3 separate regions of the Mus musculus genome follow, and all the other regions are linked to region 1. Evidence: chromatin loops called from intact Hi-C (ENCODE). Cell type or tissue: left cerebral cortex. All regions are shown on one strand.

Region 1 (8,000 bases):
TGATTAAAAAAGACACCTGAAGCTGGGCGTGGTGCACGCCTTTAATCCCAGCACTCCGGAGGCAGAGGCAGGCGGATTTCTTTCTGAGTTCGAGGCCAGCCTGATCTACAGAGTGAGTTCCAGGACAACCAGGGCTATATAGAGAAACCCTGTTTTGAAAAACCAAAAAAGAGAGAGAGAGAGAGAGAGAGAGAGAGAGAGAAAGACACCTGACATTAGTTTACACACATATGCATGTGCACACACTCACACATATGAATAGGAAGAAAGACACACATGCATACCGTACCCTAAATGAGGCAGAGAGTCAATGAGGAAGACGCCTGATGATGTCCGCTTCTAACCTGCACGGGTACACACTTGCACATGCATGAACACGGCTGGATCTTGCCAGGTGTAGAATTCTGTGTGACCTCAGGCAAGCTCCTTGACCTCTCCAGGCTGTGAAGATTCAGTGCCACAGATTGGGAAGGTGGCCAGAGCTTCTGTGGCCTACAACTGGTCCAGCCCTAGGAACGGTGTCTGTCTTCTCACTCTTTTTTTGTTTGTTTGTTTTTTTGTTTTTTTGGTTCTTTTCGTTTTTTTCGAGACAGGGTTTCTCTGTGTCACCCTGGCTGTCCTGGAACTCACTCTGTAGACCAGGCTGGCCTCGAACTCAGAAATCCACCTGCCTCTGCCTCCCAAGTGCTGGGATTAAAGGCGTGTGCCACCACTCCTGGCCTGTCTTCACTTTTGTGATAGATGCCCAGCTGGATTGTTGCAGAAATCTCCTAAGGGCTTTCTGGGAAAGCGAGGTTCCAGGGTTGTGCCACATAGTCTTGTTATTTTGAATTGCTAAAGACCATCTTTGTCTACATCTAGAAAGCACGCAATCAAAACATTGGGAGAAACTTTGGGGCGGGCGGTTCCTTTAATGGCCTTTTCTTTTTGGTTGACTTGCTTCAGATATTCTTAAAAAGTTTGATTTTTATGTGTGTGTGTGTGTGTGTGTATATGTGTGTGTGTGTGTGTGTGTGTGTGTGTGTAGTTTTGTCTGTTTTTTGAGGCAGGGTTTATGTGTAGCCCTGGCTGTCCTGGAACTCAATCTCTAGAGCAGGCTGTCCTCAAGCTCACAGAGATCCGCCTGTCTCTGCTTCCCCAAGGACTGGGATTAAAGATGTGTGCCACCAAGGCTGGCTATTAAAATAAATGTTAAAAAAACAAAAACCTGCCGGGCGTGGTGACGCACGCCTTTGAGAATCCCAGCACTTGGGAGGCAGAGGCAGGCGGATTTCTGAGTTCAAGGCCAGCCTGGTCTACAAAGTGAGTTCCTGGACAGCCAGGGCTACACAGAGAAACCCTGCCTTGAAAAACCAAAAAAAAAAAAAAAAAAAAAAAAAAAAAAAAAGAAAAGAGAAACCAAAACAACAACAACAACAAAACCAGTGAGATTAAATAAATACCCATGAAGAGGAAGAAGAAGGCTTAAGAGATGTTAAGTAAAAATGGCAGGTCCTGGAGAAGTAGGTCTGTGGTTAAGGGCACTTATTCTTCCAGAGCACTCCCGTTCATTCCCAACACCCACATGGTAGCTCACAACCATCTGTAACTCCAGTCTCAGGGGATCTGATGCCCTCATCTGGCTTCCTTGGGCACCAGGCATAGATATGGTATACAGCCATACATGCAGGCAAAATGCCTGTATACATAAAAATCAAAATAAAGAAGTAAAAATTACAGCGGTCTGTTGACTTGGACTAATCAAACGGCCGCCAAGTGGCCAGGCTAAAGATGGACTCTATTCCACTCCTCTCAAGTGAGCTCTTTCCTGGCCTGGATGTGCAGGAGAAATGTTTTCTAGCTAAATTCTCAGGCAGGCGATCACACTGACAGCTAAAGACACTCCTTCCTTCATGATCACGTCAGAGTCCCCTGGAATTCCAAGCATATTGTTTCCCTTTTTATAGACGTGGCTTTGACAGTCTAACACACCAGAGCACCTACTATGTGCGTTGGAATCCTAGAATAATTCCACAAAACGATTTTATAACATCTAAAGACCTTTAATAAAGGCTGCTAAGCCAGGGCTGGGCTGAGGCACAGTGGTGGCTTGGTTTGCTTAGCGCTTGAAGACCTGGACTCCCCCACACCATTAAAGGCAGGAAGCAGGACTGGAGATGTAGTTTAGCTGGTCGAGTGTCTGCTGTTGAAGCATGAAGCCCCAGCGCCCTACAAACTAGGCATGGAGGTGCACCCTGCCACCCCAGCCTGGGAAGTGGAGAGAGGAAGTTCAAGGTCATTTTCAGCTACTGTGTGTGTGTGTGTGTGTGTGTGTGTGTGTGTGTGTGTACTGTACATGCTTGCCTGTTGGATTCTGGGACTGGGTTTACAGGTGGTTGTGAGCCACCCCTTTGAGCCATTTTTTCAGTCCCTACAATTCTGTTTTGGGTTGTGTATTTTCTTTTCTTTACTTTTTTACTTTTTTTTTTTTCCAAGACAGGGTTTCTCTTTATAGCCCTGGCTGTCCTGGAACTCACTCTGTAGACCAGGCTGACCTCGAACTCAGAAATCCGCCTGCCTCTGCCTCCCGAATGCTGGGATTAAAGGCATGTGCCACCACGCCCAGCTTTTTTTTTTTTTTTTTTTTTTTTTTGAGACAGGGTCTCTCTGTATAGCTCTGGCTATCCTGGAACTCTGTAGACCAGGCTGGCCTCAAACTCATAAATCTGCCTGCCTCTGCCTCCCGGGTGCTGGGATTAAAGGCGTGCGCTACCACGCCCGGCTTCACGCCCAGCTTTTTTGTTTGTTTGTTTTGTTTTTTTGTTTTTGAGACGGTTTCTCTGTGTAGCCCTGGCTATCTTGGAACTCACTCTGTAGACCAGGCTGGCCTCAAAGTCAGAAATCCGCCTGCCTCTGCCTCCCAAGTGCACTGCCCGGCTCTTTTTTTCTTTTTCCTAGACAGTTTCTCTGTGTAGCCCTGTCTGTCCTGGAAATCTCCGTAGACCAGGCTGGCCTCTGAGATTCCGCCTGCCTTTGCCTCCCTAGTGCTGGGATTAATAGTGTGCGCTGTCACCTCCTGGGTTCCATATTTTTTCATTCTCAGTGTCGGCCCCCGCCCCCGGCCCGCCCCGCCTCGCCCCTCCTCACCCCTCCCCCTCCCTCCCTGGTAACACCCACCCCCACCCCACCCCTTTTTGGCTTCCTTCCTGGCTCACTCATCCTTCCAGCTCAGCTTTCCCTGGCTCTCTGTCTCCCTCTGCTGCTCACCAGACATGGTGCATCGACATCTTTTGGCTCTCTTACCACAAACCCGGAACAGGAGGGAAAGGGAAACCGTGGCTCCTCAAGTCCTACCAACGGGACGTTTCTTCCTCTTTCTGGTGGTCTCACTCTGTAGCTCAGGTTGGCCTTGCAATCATGATCTTCCTGGCTCCATCTTTCCTGTACTGAGATGATGGGTATGAGCTACCACGCATGCCTACTGCTTGCCTCCCCATCCCCACCCCTAAAACAGCCTGGAACTCACAGATATCCACCTGCCTCTGCCTTTTGAATGCTGGGATTAAAGGCACAGGCCAACATGTTCTGTCCCCTTCAGCTTCATGAAAGTGTGGTCTGTTCAATGGTCCTGGCCAAATAGACATAAATTATTATTTGGGACCCAGAGGACTAAGTCCTTGACTCATACTGTCTGTCACCCAATGCAGATCACCTCCTCCAGGAAGGCTTCCTGGGCTGGACAGACTAGGCTAGGTGAGTTCCCTTGGCTCTGTTCTGGGGATCCTTTCAGAAATGGTTGATTTCCTCTGAAGAGAGCACGAGATTTTCAAGGCTAAGATGCTGCTGGGGTTTTTTAGCATCTCAGGCAGACCCCTCACCCTCACCCCCAAAGCACAGAGGAAAGAAGGGAAGTCCTCTTGGCCTTGTTCTCACTGCCGCCAGCAGGGGGCACTGGAGCCCCACGCTTTTGCACAGACCGGTCCTGCTGGAGTGGGAGAGGGCCCAGGTGAGTCCTCTCTTCTCCTTCAGTATCAGGTCAGGCTGTGAAGAACCCGGGGACCTGGGCTCAGGACATCCCATCTGGGGTTTTGTGTCTTCCCCTCTGACTCTTGTATTTATTAAGGCTAGGATGGACCAGGCTAGCACAGTGCCTCATGTAGCACAGGCTGGCCTTGAATGTGCTATGTAGCCGAGGATGGCCTGGTACCTCTGATCTTCCCTCTCCCTCCCGATGCTGGGATTACAGGCTTGCATCATCACACCCAGGCCTGAAGCTGACAGTGGACCCTGGGAAAGTCTCACCTGCAGGTCAGAAGGAACGAAAGGTGTATAACAGGGACCTGGCTTTCCATCCATCCATCTATCCATCGTCCATCTGTCTATCCGTTCATCATCCATCCATCCATCCATCCATATTCGGAGGATGGTGATACCTGTGCCATTTTTTTTTAATTGAGATGGAGTCCAATGTAGCTCAGGCTGGCCTTGAACTTTATGTAGCTGAGACTGGCTGAAGATCAGTGTCTGCTGTGTATCTGGATGCTATAGGTAGAAGATAGCAGATACTGGACCACTGGACTTGTGGCCTTCATCCCAAAACTGCTAGGATTAGGGGTGCACCCTCCCACACCTGCTCACACCCCACTTCTGTGGGCTGGTTTGGTTTGCTCCATCCAGGAGAGAACCTCTCCCTCCCTCCCTCCCTCCCTCCCTCCCTCCCTCCCTCCCTCTCTCCCTCCCTCCCTCCCTCCTTCCCTCCCTCCCTTCCTCCCTCCCTTCCTTTTTCCTCCCTTCTTCCTCTTCTCCTCTTTCTTCTGACTTGCTATGTAGCCCTGGCTGTCCTAGAACTTGCTCTGTAGACCAGGCTGGCCTCAAACTCACAGAGATCCACCTGCCTCTGCTTCCCAGTGCTGGGACTAAAGGTGTGCACCCCCATGCTCCAACCCCCTTACTTACATGTTGCGGGAAATATTAAAAATGAACCTGCCAACTCTCCAATCTCCTGCTTCTCTCAACTCTCCAACTCTTCGGCAGGGACTCCTGAGTTTCTCTCGCTACCACACAATGCCCACGCACCCCACGGTCAGCCATCACAACACCCAATTACCCAGTAGAATTAAAACTTTTTTTTTTTAATTTATTTATTGGGAGCTGGAGAGATGGCTCAGCAGGTAAGAGCACTGACTGCTCTACTGAAGGTCCTGAGTTCAAATCCCAGCAACCACATGGTGGCTCACAACCACCCATAATGAGATTTGACGCCCTCTTCTGGTGTGTCTGAAGTCAGCTACAGTGAACTCATGTACAATAATAAATAAATCTTTAAAAGAATAATTTATTATATGTAAGTACACTGTAGCTGTCTTCAGACACACAAGAAGAGGGCATCTGATCCCATTACAGATGGTTGTGAGCCACCATGTGGTTGCTGGGATTTGAACTCAGGACCTTTGGAAGAACAGTCAGTGCTCTTAACCGCTGAGCCATCTCTCCAGCCTGAATTAAAACTTTATTTTTCTTTCGAGACAGGGTTTCTCTGTACAGCCCTGGCTGTCCTGGAACTCACTTTGTAGACCAGGCTGGCCTTGAACTCAGAAATCCGCCTGCCTCTGCCTCCCAAGTGCTGGGATCAAAGGCGTGTGCCACCACGCCCCGAGAATTAAAACTCTTAAAGCTTATAGTTAATCAATCAGATTTATGTGTCAATCAAGTCACAGTTTACAAGATGCCAATGCAATCATTTCAGAGCGAGTTGATAATGCTAAAAGCTTTATCCCAATTATGATATAATAACTGTGGCGGGTTCACGTCCACCTCCATCCTCCCTCCTCTCTCCCCTGAGATGCTCTCTGTCTCTGCCACTCTTATCTCTGCCTCCCTTTCCCTGTCCAATCACAGGCTTCCTCTGCACTAATGTAATTGGGCAGGGAAATCCCTGCAACACTTACATACTGGGGATCACATGCAGGCCTCACGCCAGCTAGGTTAAACACCCTGCAACTGAGGTTCATCAACAGCCTTTGCTTTGTTATTAATTAGACTTTTTGTTTTATGCATTGTTGTTAGATATAAGGCATCAGGGCACACACCTTTAACCCCAGCACCAGGGAGGCAGAAGCCATCAGATCTCTGTGAGTTCAAGGCCAGCCTGGTCTACATAGCAATTCCAGATCAGCCAGGACTACATTGTGAGGTCCCGTTTTGTGTGTGTGTGTGTGTGCGCGCGCGCGCGTGTGCGCGTGCATGTGTGTGTGTTTTAGGGTCCTGAGAGATGGCTCAGAGGTTAAGAACACTCTGGGTTTCCAGAGGATCTCAGTTCTATTCCTAGCATTTAGGTGACAGCTCACACCAATCTGTACTCCAATTCCGGAGGATACAACACCCTCTTTTGGCTCTGAGGGCACCAGGCATCCATGTAGTACATATATGTACTTGCAAGTAAAGCACTCAGATGCATAAAATAAAAACAAGTACATATATCTTGTTGTTGGTTGTGTGTGTATGTTATTGTTATGTTTTCGAGACAGGGTTTCTCTGTGAAGCCCTGGCAGTCCTGGAATGCACACTGTAGACCAGGCTGGCCTTAAACTCAGAGATGCCTCTGTCTCCTGAAGAAAAAAAAAAAAAAAGCAAATCTTTGGAAAGAAATAAAATTGAACCTGGGCAGTGGTAGTGCTTACCTTTAATCCTAACCCTCAGAAGGCAGGAGCTGCAAAAACCAATCAACCACCAACAACAATAATAAAAAGAAACAAAATAGAAATTTTATTTTATAATTTAGACACAATCCTAACCCTCAGAAGGCAGGAGCTGCACAAACCAATCAACCACCAACAACAATAATAAAAAGAAACAAAATAGAAATTTTATTTTATAATTTAGACACAATCTCACTACCTGGTTGTGGCTGCTCTGGAACTTACTATAGAACAAGCTGACCCTGAACTTTTTGAAGACCCTTCTGCTTCTGTGTGCTGGTTAGTGTTACATCAATTTGACACAAGCTAGCCATCAGAAGGGAGGGAGCCTCAACTGAGGAAATGCCTCCATAAGATTGGGCAGTAGGGAAGCCTGTAAGTAAGGACGCATCAGCCCACTGTGGTGGGGCCATCCCTGGGCTGGTGGTCCTGAGTTCTATAAGAAAGCAGGCTGAGCAAGCCAGTAAGCAGCATCTCTCCACGGCCTCTGCATCAGCTCCTGCCTCCAGGTTCCAGCCCTGCTTGAGTTCCTTCCCTGACTTTGGAGGGGTAAATCCTTTCCTCTTCAACTTGCTTTTGGTCATGGTGTTTCGTCATAGCAACAGTAACCCTAAGCAGGACCCTCTGCCTCCCAAACCCTAGTGTTATGAGATCTGCCTCCCTCTGCCTCCTGAGTGCTGGAATGAAAGGCGTGTACCAACACTGCCCAGCCTCTGTTCCTTGCTTTAAGGGTATTTATTTACCTAGCTTTGTACATGGGTGTTTTGCCTGTATGTGGATCTATATACCATGGGTGAGCTTGGTACCCGTGGAGGCCAGAGGACGGTGTAGGCTTTACCGGAACTGGAATGACAGATGGTTGTGGGTGCTGGGTTTGAACCCAGGTCCTCCTCTGGAACAGCAGCCAGTGCTCTTAGCTGCTGAGAGCCATCTCTCCAGCCCTATTCTTTGGTTTTTGTTTTGTTTTGTTTTGTTTTTTTTTTTGTTTTTTGTTTTTTGTTTTTTTGTTTTTTTGATACAGGGTTTCTCTGTATAGCCCTGGCTGTCCTGGAACTCAGAAATCCGCCTGCCTCTGCCTCCCGAGTGCTGGGATTAAAGGCGTGTGCCACCACCACCCAGCTGGTTTTTTTTGAAACAGGGTCTCATGTAGCCCAGGTTGGCCTTAAACTTTCTGTGTAGCTAGGATGAGCCTGAATCCCTCATGCTCCTGTCTCTACTTCCTGAGTGCTGGGAGTGCAGGCCTGCCTGCCCTGGTTTATGCAGCCCTGGGGATTGAGCCCAGGGCTCTGCGTATCCGAGGCTAGCCCTTCACCCACTGTGTTT
Region 2 (8,000 bases), 430 kb after region 1:
GTGTCTGACACTTTCTGGGACCTGAAGGCACAGCCAGAAAGCAGGTTGTAGAGAGGGGAGAGGTTTGAGCGCTTTACCCTATGGCTTCTGTACTTAACCAAAACCTGCGGGCACCCATGCCATTAGGTTCCCAATTGCATCACTAACTTGGATAGTTAGACCTCCCTGCTCAACTTCCAGAACCACATGACCTGGGCCTGCATGAACCAGAACCATGTGACCCTGGCCTGCGTGAACCAGAACCAAATGACCGGGGCCTAAAAGAATAACACGAGAGTTCTCAGGGAACAAGGTAAAATAGCCCAGACCTTCTGGAACGTTCAGTGAGACCTGGGGAGACAAGGATCACAGTGGGAAAATCTCTGTTCTTGTAGTGGGAACAAGGTACCCACTCCATACAAATTGCAGGGGCCTCAGTTTCCCCTCTACAGTATTTCTTCCCCCATCACAAAATGGACTAACTGGAAGCATGTCTAGGGATATCATGCCTTGCCTTGGAAACATTGACACTTAAGGAATCTGTGACTAAGAAGGTGATTCATGTTATGAACTACAGGCCCTCCAATTCAAAAGGAAAGGAAAGGAAAAAAAAAAAAAAAAGGAAAATCGCGTGTTCCATGGCGCCACCTATTGGCGATTTTCAAAATTGCAGAGTGAGAGGGAAAGTAGACAAGGGAGGATTTCAAGAGTGACCTCAGATTTATCAGCCCCGAAATGATAACCTGGAGACAAGGGTCCGAAACTGGAAATGGATGGATTAATGCTCTAAAGGATCACAGGGGAAAATGAACCGGCTTCCCTCCTTTGCTTTTGCATTATGGCCAACACTTTGCAAGTCTCTTCAGACCTCCACACTGTAGTCTGCCCACTCTTCTACAGTGGAACCACTGTAAAGGATGCTGGGCTGAGGACCACAGAAGCAAACAAACCGTGGGTCATAGCAGCACTGCGTTGCTGACTGCCTCAAGTGCCAGTTCAGCAGCCACAGCTGATCCTCATGGTTTGAACATCTTCTGATGTGATCACAAGCCACACTGGTCACTCTAGTCCTATCTGCATTTCACAGGCAAGGGGGAGACTGGCCCAGGCATGTACCAGGTAGGTGACCAATGAATTTGTCACAGTGGATAGGAAGAGAGTTCTTCCTTCCTATCTTCTGGTCAGAATCGCCTTTCTGAGAGTCGAGACTGGGATTTAAGTCTAGGCTCCTGACCCCAGAGCCTACGCTTTCGCTCAGGCACTTGACTGTATCTGCTGGCACCTCTGGTAATGACTAACATCTGCTGCCCTGCTCCTTCACAGCCAGACAGCACAGTGTGCAGGAAAAGAATAAATCCTGCTGATATTTCCTAATCTGTATTCATCCATCCACACCACCTCTCTATGTGGACCCACTAAGCCTTTTTCTGATCTGTCTACCTGTTCATCCACTCCACTGCCCATCCATCCATCCATCCATCCATCCATCCATCCATCCATTATCCTTTATGTTCATCTATGTATGCATGCATGCATGCATGTATGTATGTATGTATGTATGTATGTATGTATGTATCTATCTATCTATCTATCTATCTATCCATAAATTCCTCTATTTGTCTGTCTGTCTGTCTGTCTGTCTGCATGCCTGCCTGTCTATCTCTATCACCTATCATTTTCATTCATCTGCCCATCCTTTCATCCATTTTTATCTGTGTACCCACAATCTTTCCATCTATCCATCATCTATCCATCCTTCCATCATCCATCCATCCTTCCATTCATCATCCTTCCATCCATCAATCCTTCCATCTATCCATCATCCATCCACCAATCCATCCTTCCTTCCTTCCATCCATCTATCCATCCACCATCCATCCAACCTCCCATTTATCCATCCATCTATCCCTTCCTTCCCCCCAACAGTCACTTTCCATCTTTCTTGGCCCAAATGATCAGATGAATCACCTGTGGTCCTGTACACATTAGGCCCACAATGCTCTGTGAGGACACAGAACAGATATCTCCAACTTCAGCATAGAGAGGTGGGCTGGAGAGTATGGGCTGGGAAACATAGGTCAGAAAGCAGAGAGACAGATCAGCAAGGGGTCGTCTATCTTTAGATGCCAACTTTACCATATACCAGGTAGGTGACGTTAGGCAATGACTTCACTATCTGTCCCTTCATGTCCTTCTGTATTCTATGGACCCACAGGTAGAGTCTACTCCACAGGGCTGTGCAGAGCTTGATTAACTAGTACAAGCAAAGCATCCAAACAAGCAGGCTGCGTTTAGCTAGTGACACATGTCATCAGTCAGCGGTGGTCATTCTATTTGCTACTGTTGTCACCTGTCCGCTATTGTCACAGACACCTGGGGACATAGATGTTAATAAGAATTGATAAGAAGAGGGGTGATAAGCAAAGGCAGATTCCCATCCAACAAAGCTACTGTGCTCCTGTGAGCTGAGAGGAAACTACTGGCATTCTCCAAGTAGACTTAGCCATGAAACCCTCTTTTGAGGAATTTTCATTACAAGCTCACAAATGGTCTCTGTGTGAGACCCAGTGTGGGGAACCCTGGCCTCCAACTCCCTCATCTGGGTGAATGATACCTAGCACCCCTGTGCGTGTCCTGTGAGGAGATTACCACCTCAGCCCGTGGCGTCCTTTTCTAGGGGAATATGTGGAATCTTGACAATGTAGGTGGGCCAAGTCTGTTAAGGAGGAGATGTAAGGCTTAATTCCAAGTGGCTGGCTCGCAATCGGTTTGGGTATTGCCATCATTTCTGGTTGTGTTTAATTTAGATAAACGGGTCCTGCGTGGGATGTATGCCGGTGGTGTTGATTGCCAGCATAAAGAGAAGCAAGAGAGAGAGAGAGAGAGAGAGAGAGAGAGAGAGAGAGAGAGAGAGAAGCCTGTACCTGGTCCCTATGCCCGTACCTGGTCCCTATGTTCAGAATCTTCTGCCTTACCCTATCTTCACGATTCACCTGGCATCTCTGCAACTTAGTTTCCTTATCTGTAAGTCATGTGTACACAAAGTTGCCATGGAGGACTTCCGTGATGATTAGATGGGAGCCAATAAATGGACACAATGGACTCATGAAAGTTGTCCATCTGGCATGTGTGTGTACTCACACACGAGCCCCTGTGTATGTATGCATGTGGATCCCTGTGGGGTTATTGCAGGTGGCCAAGGAAAGCATGCAAAAGCTCTAGCCTTGAAGTGGATCCTGCATTCAAACCTGAGTCCATCACTAGCTGTTCCCCTGGAAAAGTTGCTGCTTACCTCTCTGTTTCTCATCCATCTCATCTTTAAAATAGGAGTCATGCCGCACACACTGATCTGCTACTGTTTCACAAGCTGAAGTCTCTGACAGCACCCAGCGCACAGAGGCAGGTCCTCATATTCTCTACTCCACCAAGTAGCTCTCCCCAAACCTACAAAGCCCACCCTCTGGAAACAAGGCTGTGAGAGCCAGTGGTACCCTGTCCCTGGAGAAGAGAACTTAAAACTCCATCGTGACCTCCGGGTGTCCATCCCTGGAGCAAGGCGGAGAAGGTTGCTTTTGTGTTAGCACCCTCTGTCGGGAGAGCCCGTGTCAGCACCAAGGACAGAGGATTAGGACCTGCTCACTCTTGCGGGCGGGCAGGCAGATAGCTGCACCTTGGCTGCCTAGAGGCTCACGGTTCCTACTGGACCTGAGCCCAAGAGAGAGGCGTGGTTCACTGTGACTCGAGAGTCTGAGTGCCAGGAGAGCAAACTGCAAGCACCGCCTCTGGCGGGCAGCAGTAGACATAAACTAAATGAAAAGCTTGTGGCTGCCCTGGGTGACTTCTCCTTTGCCTTAGTTTCCCAGAGCCCCCTGTTAACTGACTGTGCTTCCGAGTCACCTTTCTATGCAGCAGAAGAAAGGACTCCAGTGCTGTGGTTTATGGAGCCGAAGGGGCGGGGCTTTTGGCCGAGCTGGGAGGCGGGCTGTTGCTATTATCATTACCATATGGTAATAGGCGTGCTTTGGCAGCCTGGCCCTTCCAAGGGAAACCAACTCTGCACCAGGGCGGAGTAGCGTCACAATCCTGGATCTCTGAGAAGGTTCGTGGCTACAGCTTGCCTCTGAGCACCCACCGAGTACCAGCTTGAGCTCAGAGCTAAGGAACAAACCAACCAGTTATCCAACCTCATTCAGCCTTACATTCATTTTTCCATCCATCCAATACTCAGTGAAGACCTACTATGTGCCACGGGCCAGGGTGAACAGTACTTTCTCCACAGGGTAATGTTCAAGGACAGGGTGGATAGTGAAGATGATTTGGGAATAAAGGTGGGTCCATTAAGGTATAAAAAACTCCAGGCCCAAGATACTCAGCCGTGAAACCAGACTTCCCTGGTTTCAAACTTCTTTTCTCCTTTCCACCCTCTCCACTGACGCCATTCTTAGAGGACTCCGTGGAGACAATACCTTGGCCCTCTTTCCCAGCTGGTTAAGCTTGGGACTGATGGGTAGTTTCACCAATGACCTGCTCCTTTCAGCTCCTCCCCCAAGGACAGTGGTAGGTGGGTGCGGCCGGGAAGCCACGCCCACTTGGCCTTCTGAAGAACTCTTGCCTGTCCTCCTTCACCTGGCTCCATCCTGTTGCACCTAGACTCCAAGAGCATGGAAGGCCACACAGCAATGCATGCATTTCCTGTAAGCCTAGCCCAGCCCGGGAGGGGGGGCGGGGGGGCATCTGGGCTTGGAGCTCCTCAGCCAGGGAACCTCTCACACCGAGGGCTTAGAATCCTGGATAGCTTTTTCCTAAGCCAGAAGCAGAGAGGTGGGAGGGAGAGACTGGCAGGATCAGACAGGCAAGGGTTGTGCTCTTCCCTTGGCTTGCTTAGCGGGGGGTGGGTGGGGGGGAAGCTTTTTTTGGAGGGGAGGGGAGATGCCCTCAAGCTCACCCCTCAGTAGCTTGGGGAAGATGAGACTTGGAGGCGTAGCAAGGGGGAGTGGAGAACAGCCAGGGAAAGGATAAAGGCCCAAGACTCCAGTGTTCAAGCCAGATCCAGCCCAATCAGTCTAGCAACCAATTAGTCTGATTCAAAAAAAAAATACCCACGGAGGGACAAACTGTAATCAAACACCTATTTATAAGGGTTTATTACGATCATTATTATTATTTTACTAAGAGGATCCTTCTAAAGCCTGTCAGGTGAACGTATTCGCTCAGATCTAAATAAATGCAAATCGCTCCTTCCCTGGAGCAGGGAGGCTGAGCGACCCTGAACTGCAGCTAGCTAGCTAGCTGCCTTGAAAGGCCATGTGCTGACAAGGCTGCAGAGGGTAAGGAGGAGAGTGGGTCACTCCGTGGGGCATCCTGGCACAAGTCTTTCCTAGTAGCACCTGCCAGGCCATTACTCACTGCCCACCCCTCTCCCAAGGCCTGCAGCCAGTGGGGCTGCCAGTGTACCCATTGCCCGGCTAAGTAAACTGAGCAACAAGGATGCAGCAGCTTAGTAAAGATAGGGGAGCTGGGACTTCCCTGGAGAATGCAGCATAAGGAGACCTGGGTCCTGGTTTGGGGGCTCAGAGTCACTCTCTGGTTCTGCTGTTCATTCTGGAACTTGACGATCTAACTCCTGGTTCCACCACCCCCACCACCACCCTAAGAGCTAGGAGCACCTGCCTCTTCCTCACGTGGGAGACCCCACAGCCCAGGCTCAATAGTGCGTGAGCGATCAAAGCGACGATCTGACACAAGTTTCAACCCCACCCCGGTTCTCAGGTGGAGGAGCTGGGGTGTCAGCCCTGATTTTTTTTTTAAGGTGACATCTTGGTCTCAGAAGAAAAAGTCGATGCCTCCCTTGCCCGGTCCAGCCTGCACATACAATGCAGCTGTTCTGCGCGGGGCGCGGGCTGGAGGGTAGCCCTTATTTGTGGAACACTGAAGCTCTGAAGCCCCTAAGGACGACGTTCATAGGTGTCAAAGCAAGCCCTGAGGACCTACATCCCTCCGGGGAAAGCATCTCTCTCTCCTGGAAGGAGGAAGGGTGCTTGCATCCACCAAGCGGAGGAAAGGGGCGTCCAGGGACACGTCCAGGTGGAGGGGTGGGGAGGGCGATTCGGGTGGAGCGAAGCTTGGTGTGTGTGTATGGGAGGATGCAGCTCACAAGCAAGCAGTTGTGATGAGATGGGGGTGGGGGGAGCAGAGGGTAGAAGCCGAGAGGGAGGGGGGCGAGTTCTCCTCTCTGCAATAAATCGGCTTAGCGGACGAGAGCCGAACAGCCCAGAACGGATTAAAGAAAAGTCTGTAGAATACGGCAGCGAGCGCAGCGCGGGGGGTGGGGGGGGGCGGGGGCGGGGCGGCAGGAAAGGAGGGAGAGGAGGGGGCGCGAGAAGAGCGAGCGCGGGGCAGAGCGCGGCGGCGCGGGCAGAGCTTCGGCTCCAAACTCCGCCACTGCCGCCACGGATCCGACTCCGGCCGCCGTGGCCGCCTATCGCAGCCAACCAGCCGGGAGCAGCTGCGCGCCCCAGCCAGGTCCGGTGCAGCCCGGAGCAGCCAGTGCGTCTGGTGCAGCCCGGAGCATCCTATTACAGCCCAGAGTAGCCTGGTGGTGCAGCCCGGAGCATCCCGGTACAGCCCAGAGCAGCCCCGGGTAGCCTGGCGGCCGGGCTACAGTAGCATGGGGACCTCCCCTCGGCTCTCCTCGCCTCTCGTCACCGCCACGGCCGGCGGCCCGGGTCACAAGCGCTTCTGAGCCCATGGCGAGGGGACCCACCGCCGCCACTGCGATCGCTGCCGCCGCCGCCGCCTCGGCCAGCGCCGCCAGCTTCTGGACACCATGCAAGCTGCTCCAAGCCTCCGCCGCGCTTCCTGCCTGCTGCTCGCCGCGATTCTGGACCTGGCACGCGGTGAGTGTGCGGGCGCCCGCGGAAGCCCGGGGCCGGGGGATGCGCGCAAAGACCGAGAAGGGCGCGGGCCCGGATGGCTCTGGGAGTCTCGGGCTGTAGGCACAGTCCAGGAGGGCTTCCGTGCAGCGAAGAGAGGATAGATCTTTTGGAGAAAGCTCTCGTGGGTCTGTGCCAGTGGTGTGTGTGTGTGTGTGTGTGTGTGTGTGTGTGTGTGTGTGTGTGTGTGTGTGTGTGTCTTTGTTGGGTCTGTGAGTGTCCGAGAATCAGCTATGTTTGGAGAGGGCACGGGAGTACATTTAGATGTGGCTGTGTGATGGTGTGTGTGTGAGAGAGGTAACAGAGAGTCTAGATCAGTTGCATGGAGAGGTGAGAGAGAAAGTCTGAGTGTTTGGGGGTGTGAACTCCTTCAGGAGGGTAAGTGTGTGAGCGTCGCGGCATGTGGGAGCCTGTTAAGGAAAGGGTGTTTGAGGTGTGGCGGTTCACGCCGATCCCCGGTGTGCTGCCTGGTCTCTAGAGGGCTGTGTGACAGCCGGTGACTGTATTTCTGTTAGAGCTGGACAGGAGTGTACCCAGCTACACGTGGAAGTACAGGACTTGAGGTCCTAGAAGCTCTGGGTTTGGGAGCAGGTGCAGATCGAGGGAACTTGGGCAGGGAACTGTGAGCACATCTGGGGCTGGAGGAGTTTCAACAGTATGGCTCGCATCTGTGTGTGAGTGTGTGTGTGTGTCCCGCATGGGCTTGGTCATGGCCTAGGCTGAACCAGATGGAAGGAAACTGGAGCTCAAAGGCTTGCCCAGAGCCAGCAGTGCGGAGCAGTTCTAGAGTGTATGGTTAGGGCTACCTGGGAGGAGGGGCACCCTGCCCAGCGCCGCCCTCTGGTGGGTCTTAAATGATATGGAAGTCGAACTTGACGCCCCAGTGCCTTCCGGGCAGGGAACAGGGAGCAGATGCCAGCCCAGCAGGGCGGAGGCAGGGCCAACAGAGTCATAGGTGGGGGATTCCAGAGGGTGGGGGCGGGGGTGGGGGTAGGGGGTGGGGGAAGCTCCTTCTCCAGGTCAAGTCACAACCAACCACCGGTGTTGAAATCAGAGCGTGGCCACCCTGGGAGGTGGGAGAGTGGAAAA
Region 3 (8,000 bases), 280 kb before region 1:
GGGTAGCGTGGAGGGGCGGGGCAGAGGCCAGGAGGGCGGGGCTTTCCTATTCTGCTGGTGGCTGTGATTTTTAACCCTTCTCTACTTGCAGTGGTGTCTGTCAATCACCTGTGACTCTTGTCTGGTCAGCTTTGTGCTAAATCTAGAGAACCTGTCAGTCCCTACCTGATTGGGACACTTGTTAAGTGACTGAAGTGATCAAAAGATGAACGTCACGTCGGTACAGAAGTTGCATGCCCGGCATATGGAGACAGTAGGAGAACCAAGCTCACCCTCCGCTACTTAATGAGGTCGAGTCCATCTGGGATACTTGAGACCCTGCCTCAAAACACACAAAACCAAAACCAAAGCAGCCAGAAAGGGTACCTAGTATGTGGCTGGTGCCAGCCTCTGGAATGCTGTGGTAAGTGAGCGAGCTGCTCACCTAATTCCTCTCTAACCCCAAGGAAGATGACAATAGGAAAGATGGGTGATGTAGCTTATAGGCTGTCCACCAAGGACCCACAGGCTGTCCACTGTCCCCAACTTCAGATCTTCCTACAGGTAAAGAACTGCAGAGAGCTGGGATTACAGCTGTGTGCCACCATGCCTGTGTGTGCTGAACAAGCCTTCTACTAACCGACCTGTGTCCTCAGATTTCGTCAGTTTCCTTAGTCACCTGAGCTGCTTTTTTTTTCTGGCACTTCTAGACAGGGTTTCTCTGTGTAGCCCTGACTGTCCTGGAACTCACTTTGTAGACCAGACTGGACTTGAACTCAGAAATCCGCCTGCCTTTGCCTTCCAAGTGCTGGGATTAAAGGCATGCGCCACCACTGTCCAGCCTTTCTGACACCTTTTATGGGTTCTCTCAGAGCCCCCCACCCTCTGACTGGGGATTTGACCACCTTGGGCAGGCGTGATCTTGGTATCCCAAGTCACTTGGTCTCTTGGGGCACCCAGTGACTTTGCTGGTCCTTGTTACCAGAGGAAGGATTTGATTTCTTTCCGCTCACCTTTGGCAGAGGAGGGCACTGTTTATAGTCTTGGGTTTCCTCACGCTGGCTCTTTTAGAAGACACTGGAGAAATTACCATGACAGGAGGAATGGCTAGATGGGGCCAAGTTTCTGGGAACTCACCCTGAATCTGGCTTCTCTGCCAGGTAGCCTCATTAAAGGGGGTGTGGAGAGGCCTGAACCCCTGGGGGTTACCTTGATCGCCCCCTCAAGGCCATGTGACCATTGACAAGTCCTTCGCCACTTTTTGACTTATAGCGTCCTTGCCTGAATCACTAGGGGTTGTGGCAGCTGAGTTAAGATTCTATGACTGGTGTGGTTGTCTTGCGCAACAGATGGTAAGGTGGCCTTGGCTTCTCAGGGGCCCTGGCTCAGCACTGGGTAGGTTCTTCTAGACTACCCAAGGGACCACCATCAGGGCCACCCAAATCGGCCAAGGTTGTAGGAAGGCTGTCATTTTCTTTGTAACTCCTCCAGGGTGTCAACAGGCAGTATTTCTAGAGAACTGGCCCCCTTAGCCATTTTTAGCCACCATGTCAAAGACAGACACCACTGCTACATGAATGGCCACCCAGGTCACCTTGGAAAAAGCATTGAGCAGCCAGCAAAACTGAGACCTTGATTTATTGGAGGGGCCCTTGGTGCCAGTGTGCCCACACACCCTGCAGTCACATCATTCCTGGGCGTCATGGGGATTTGGGGAGCTTAATGTTATGGAAGGATAATAAATTCCTGGGTGGCTCCACCTCCGCCCTGAGCTTTGGGGTGCCAGAAAGGCACAGATGCCATAGGGCTTAAAGGTCTTCATGGCCCCTTCCTGACTTGGGTTGCCAAGCTGTCCTTGCCGTAAGACCGCAGGGTTTGGGGCTGGTTGGCTGGCATCCGCGGAGAGAGTGATATATTGCTTTCATCAGACATGCTGCTGGAAGCCCTGTGTTTATGCAGAATCTCACCTCATCGCCCACAAATGTGTTTACATCAACAGTCTCCTCTGGTCCTCCCAACAACCCTGATGAGTTTGAATAACTGTCCCCATTCCAGTCGTGCTGGGAAATCTGGGCAACCTAGGGTGGCAATTCTGCTTGAGAGACTCTTTCTGCCCCCCCCCGCCCCCCCAGGGCTAGACGTTCAGTCCAGGAGCAAAGACAAATACCAGGTTGGTCTCAGTAGCTCAGGGTTACATGGGAAGCACTGAGGAGCCTCGGCAGGGCAGAGAGTGGTTTTAAAAGTTCATATTGAAGGGGCTGGAGCGACAGCTCAGCGGGTAAGAACACTTGCTGTCCACTGCCCCCAGAGGACCTGGGTCCAGTTTCTAGCACTTACCTGGTGGCTCACAACCATCTCTAGTTTCAAGTCTAGGGGTCTGATGCCTTCTTCTGATCTCCAAGGGCACCAGGCATGTGTGCAGTACACATACACATATGTAGGCACATATGGGTGGTCAGGGATGGAGAAAAAGCAAGGCAATTCAGTGTGATCAGCCAACCAGCATCCAAACCTCCAGCTGACTCAGTGTATCCCTCCATGAAGCAGGGTACCCTTGGATAGGCTGGGCCTGAGTCCCCTCAGCCCTGGAGCCTCCCCTCTGGCTACTGCAGAAGGAGCCCCTTTTGTGGCTCAATCATCCAAGCAGGGCTGTGGCTTCGGAGTTTGGCAAGAGGCCGACTTCTCCTGGAACATCTCTGTTCTCTGGTTGGGGTATTTTACTTCTAGGTTACCCTCGTTCTGTATCATGAGGCTCTAGAGAGACGCTGAGGTGAAAGCTGGCAATTCCAGAATCAGAGTCGACACAGTTGGCAGAGCAATTGTCAACCTCCCCATTTCCCGTCCCCCTCCCTTATCTATTTTGCCTGGTTCTCAGAGAAGCCCTTTCCAGTCTCTTAGATCATTGAATGACATCATCTGACCCTTGGAGGCTTTGCTGGAGGTTTGGGGTGTAAGCAACCCTTTGGCTACATTTGTGCATAATCGTTACAGCAAACCTACCAGGTGGGAATTATAGGTCTTCATTTGTTGTTGAGGCCACCGAGGGTCAAGTACTTAACCCAGGTCACATAACGGTGGGCTGTAGGTTGTGTCTAAGGAAAGTGCTGGCTGCAGTTACTCGAGTCTACCTCCAGGGGGCACTCCCGGCTCGCAGCGCTGCCCAGCCCTCTCTAACAGCTGTTGCCAATTTGCCTTTAGAAAAGGCTTATCTAAACCCCTTTCTTTCATCCTGTACAAACCCCACCGTATAATTAGACTTCTCAAAATATGCTCTCTGAGTGGGAGCGAGGCAACGGGGCCATAGACTTCTCCCGTTTCACGAGCAGTCTCTATGGAATTAACTCCTGGAGCGGACAGTCACGAGCCACCCCTGCTCCAGCTGGACCCGTGGTGCACACAGCTTAGGTCAGCTCAGCTGCTGGGACTTAGCAAGTGGCCCAGAGCCTTCTGGGGGACTGTGACCCACCCAGCGTCTCTAGCATACTCTCAGATTAGCAGTTCGTGTGATCTTCCAGGTAAGCACGGACGTTTATTCACACTGCGGACGCTGCACTGGGCTGCGTCAGCTTTCTTCCATTTGAGCCTTGAATTTTCGACTGTTTTTAAAATCGGAGTCCTGCAAGTGAAATGTAAGCAGGGACAATGGTAAATATTCATTGGGTTCGTGGTGGTGGGAGTCAGAAGCAAAACACAACGTCAGAGATGCAGAACTGTCAAAGGCAGGGCTAGGGCTGCCTTTGTGAGGGCGGTTAAGAGTGTAGGTTTGGGAGTGCAAGCTGCTCCGTCAAAACCATCGCCTATGTGGCCTTAAGTAAGTTACTAAACTTCTCTGTGCAATAGTAAAATGAATGGGGATGACCAGTTCCTTGCCAAGGAGGAGGATTAACCTCCTGCCCCGCGGAGTTCTCCATCTGAAGTGCCTCAGCCAGGAGAGCCACAGGAGAGTTAGATTATGCTAAATAACCGGTAGGAGGATTTGAATGGAAATCATCTGCCACAGAACTCAGTTAGTTTTAACAGTCATTAAAAAGTACATATGGTGGCGCACTCCTTTAATCCCAGCCCTTGGGAGGCAGAGGTAGGCGGATTTCTGAGTTCGAGGACAGCCAGGGCTCCACAGAGAAACCCTGGACGGGGAAACACTGTCTCTCACTCACCCCACCCTCAAAACAAAGGTACAGATGGCAGGCTGGGGGTGGTATGGTAATGTGACTGCTGTGCAGTTCAGGTCCCCCAGGCCTGGCTGTGTCAGACCAGCCCCACAGTATGTTTAGCAATCCAAGGAGGGGATGTGGGGTCAGGGAGCTGGAAAGCAGGCACACATTCATACACACCTGGTGGATGAAGCAAGCGCCAAAGAGATCTAAACAATTTACACACACACACACACACACACCCTTGGCATTTTTCTCCCTCAGTTTATATATCCCAGCAAAATCTTCCAAGCAGTACACTGGCTACACTGTGATTATACTCTCCTTTCTTTAAGTGAATGATAACATTGAGTATACTAAAAAAAAAAAAAGTTGTTCCTAAGAACCCATTCACATTTGTAACTAAGCAACTTGTGATAGACTAACAAAGTTTAAGAGACGAGCTAATTTTCTCAGCCAGTTTCTCTTACTGGCAGGCTGCAATGTGCAGTTACAAAGAGAGATTCAATTATTTTTATTATTTATCTTAAAGAGTAAGCTCATAAAAAACATTTTAAAAAATCACAAATCTAACTTTTATGTAAAAAAATGATCAGCCATTTCTACTTTAAATATCAGGGTGCACATCTATTCATTAACAATTTTTTTTATTAAATCATATCAGGGAGTGGAGAGCAAAAATGGGTTCAAGAAGTTAGTCATCGCCTTGATCACCAGCCGATCTCTTAACAAGAGAGCCAGGTCAGCTGGTGCTGGTCAGGCTGCCACTGTTCTTGTCCACTGACCTCAACAAATCCCTTGCTCAATTATCAAAGGTTTTTTTCTGAATTTCGAATTGTTGCTCAAGATTTTTTATGTCAAAGCCGCTTAAAAAAAAACAAGAAAACAAAAAACCCAACCATCTTAACCTAACTTTACTAACAATCCTCAACTCCAGGTTCTTCCTCAGGGCGGTGGTCAATGCTAAGAATGCACGTCTCTAAGTTCTTTCCAAGAGTGGTGGCTGAATCATTATTCTGCTCTGGTAGCAATGTTTATAAAAGATGATCAATTACTGTGTCAGTGACACTGCCCACCGAGGGGCCAGAAACCCTTCTTAGAGTTTTCATAAGATTCACAGGTTAGGAGGGACTCAAGAGCCACAAGCAGAGCGATGGCTCCACAACACTATGAACCCGGGGCTGGGAAGGTGGCAAGTAGCCATGAAGTCTGCGCTTCAGTTCTCAGCGTTGCCTAAACTGGGCACGGAGGTCCATACCTGTGATTTCAGCTCTTGGAAGGTGGAGGTAGAAGAATTAGAAGTTCAAGATCACTGTTGGTTGCATAGGGAGCTTAAGGCTGTCCTGGGCTAGAGATCCTATCTCAGAAGCAAAGAGAGAGGGAGAGGGAGGGGGAGGGAGAGAGGGAGAGAGGGAGAAGAAAGCAAGCTGAGCAGTGATGATGCACACCTTTAATCTTAGCACTCAGGAGGCAGGAAGATCTCTTAGTTCAAGGCTAGCCTGGTCTACAGAGTGAGCTCAGGGCAGCCAGGGTTACACAGAAACAAATCCTGTCTTGGAAAAGAAAGAGAGAAAGTGAGAGAGCGAGAAGAGAGCGAGAGGTCGGAGGAAAGGGATATCACTTAGTGGTAGAACACTTATCTAGAGAGAAAGCGAGCGAGAGAGAGAGAGACAGAGAGAGAGCGAGCGAGAGGTCGGAGGAAAGGGATATCACTTAGTGGTAGAACACGTATCTAGAACGTGTGAAACCTTTGGTTCAATTCTCAATAGCCAAACAGAGAAGAAGAAAATAAAATATTTCTTACTTAGAACCTCTCCCACTCTGGGGAGTTCTTTCTCACTTTTCCTTAATAAATCTGTGTTTGGTCTGCAAAATTTAATAATATATAAATAATAAATTTAAAAAAAAACAGAAAATAAGTGACAAACCAGCCTGCCTCCATCTTAGACTTAAAAGCCATTGTGTAGTAAAGACACACTACACTCATTGCTGTTTATGACTGTGTCTGCTTCTCAAGGACTGGGCTATGCCCCGCCTGTAACCTTAACTACAGATAGTGCTGAACTACCTGTTCCAGAAAAATGACAACTAAACCTTTGTTTCAGAAGTTGTAACAGACATCTTGCAACCTGGCCTTTGTTTAAACAGTTATTAGGACTACCTTGTAACGACCACCTTGCAATCATGCCTCCGCTTCAAAAAGGTTGTTTTTTGTTTGTTTGTTTACATTTATTTATTTATTATATGTAAGTACACTGTAGCTGTCTTCAGACACACCAGAAGAGAGCATCAAATCTCATTACAGATGGTTGTGAGCCACCATGTGGTTGCTAGGATTTGAACTCAGGACCTACAGAAGAGCAGTCAGTGCTCTTAACTGCTGAGCCATCTCTCCAGCCCCCTCAAAGAGGTTGTTATGATCAACTTATTCTACAGCGGTGATCTCTTGAACACCACGTATTGGGAGGCATCCTGTGTCTGGAAATAAAGACCTTGCTTTAATTCATTGTTGTTCCAGTTACTTCGGTGGTGATGATCTGGGTTGATGGTCAGCCTTTCTCCTTCAATCGTCGGGGTTAACCTTTGGGTCATGAGCATGGCTGTAATAAAGATGGCTGGAGAGATGGCTCAGCAGTTAAGAGCACTGGCTGCTCTTCCAGAGGAACTGGGTTAAATTCCCAGTACCCACACTGCAGCTCACAACTGTCTGTAACTCCAGTCCTGGGGAATCCAATGCCCTGGTCTTGTTTCTGAAAGCTATGAAGTCTATGTGGTACATAGACATACATGCAGGCAAAGCACCTCTAGGCTAGGGTTAATGATGAAGAGGAGGGGGAAGAGGAGGAGGGGGAGGAGGAGGAGGAGGAGGAGGGGGAGGAGGGGGAGGAGGAGGAGGAGGGGGAGGAGAAGGAGGGCTGAGAAAAGGACTTCCTGTTCCCTGCAAGACAACCTTTAACAATAAAGGACAGAGTCAAGATGGGTGTGGGGGGTTCATCCTGACAGTGGGCAATGGTGACATAGCAAAGCCACCCCCCTGCCCCCCAAGATGGCCATAGCTTAGGCAAGAGGACTTTCTGGAAGGTTCTGGAAGGAAGAAGGCTGATGTTCCCTTTGCATTTCTACTTTCTGTGTTACAGAAATCAACTTTGATGAACTATGACAGTCAGATGACTGGATTCTAGGTTTTTGTTGTTGTTTTTCTCTTTTGAGACAGGGTTTCTTTGTGTAACCCTGGATGTCCTGGAACTCTCTCTGTTGACCAGGCTGGCCTCAAACTCACAGAGACTCTCCTGCTTCTGCCTCTAGAGTACTGGGATTAAAAGCATGTGCCACCAATCCCTGGCCTCTCTGGCTCCCTGTTTAGCCTTGGTTTGTCTGGAACTAACTTGCTGCATAGACCTTGAACTCACAAGATTCACCTGTCTCTGTCTCCTGAGTGCTGATATTAAAGGCACGTGCCGTCGTGCCTGGCTAGAAGGTTTTTTTTTTTGTTTTTTTTTTTTTTGTGCATGTAGATCCATGTGCCAGGACAGACATGTGGAGGTCAGAGGACAACTTCATATAGTCAGCTCTTTCCTCCTGTCTTAAAGGTAGTCTCAGAAACAAAAGTCAGCCTGCAGGCTCACGGTAAGCCCCTTTACCCGGTGAGCTACCTCACGGGTTTAACTTGGCTTTATGTTATTTATTTGTATGTACCTGAGTGTGCGTGTGTGCGTGCAGGTGCCCACAGAGGCCAAAAGTGGGAGTTAGCCACTGTCTGGAAGACTAGCAAGCGTGTTTAACCACTGAGCAATCTCTCCAAGCCCCACTCCCTAACTCTGTTCATAATGCAGCAGATACAACCTTCTTTAGATGTTGCCGTAGACT

The links. Hi-C counts contacts between places; a loop is a spot of excess contacts. Peaks named below come from ENCODE experiments on the same cell type or tissue, not always from the same donor. Only the 100,000 strongest peaks of a DNase experiment are listed, where the experiment ranks them.
Region 2: it touches region 1 in a loop (4-fold over the local background); 8 of 42 quality-filtered maps call a loop at or near these places.
Region 3: a loop joins it to region 1, with 18 times the contacts of the local background. A loop is called at or near these places in 3 of 42 quality-filtered maps.

The regions. Positions count from the first base shown.
Region 1 is chr4:140,675,185-140,683,184 of GRCm38, reverse strand. It overlaps Gm13025 (a long non-coding RNA gene), which reads right to left and starts at 3,440. Exons shown (of 3, transcript XR_001784551.2): 1 at 3,283-3,440; 2 at 290-441. In left cerebral cortex, CTCF peaks have their summits at 3,272 (motif pointing left) and 3,915 (motif pointing right); DNase peaks (open chromatin) are centred at 1,613, 3,240 and 3,961; H3K4me3 peaks cover 283 bases; H3K27ac peaks cover 313 bases.
Region 2 is chr4:140,245,177-140,253,176 of GRCm38, reverse strand. Igsf21 (immunoglobulin superfamily, member 21) reads left to right here and starts at 6,366. Exons shown (of 10, transcript NM_198610.2): 1 at 6,366-6,875. The coding sequence starts at 6,806. In left cerebral cortex, CTCF peaks have their summits at 634 (motif pointing left), 3,582 and 7,748 (motif pointing left); DNase peaks (open chromatin) are centred at 6,180, 6,592, 6,816, 7,577 and 5 more places; H3K4me3 peaks cover 2,337 bases; H3K27ac peaks cover 1,582 bases.
Region 3 is chr4:140,953,158-140,961,157 of GRCm38, reverse strand. It overlaps Gm13031 (predicted gene 13031), which reads left to right and starts at 3,256. Exons shown (of 4, transcript NR_045911.1): 1 at 3,256-3,494. In left cerebral cortex, a CTCF peak has its summit at 3,107 (motif pointing right); DNase peaks (open chromatin) are centred at 1,589, 2,626, 3,208 and 3,653; H3K4me3 peaks cover 1,642 bases; H3K27ac peaks cover 1,985 bases.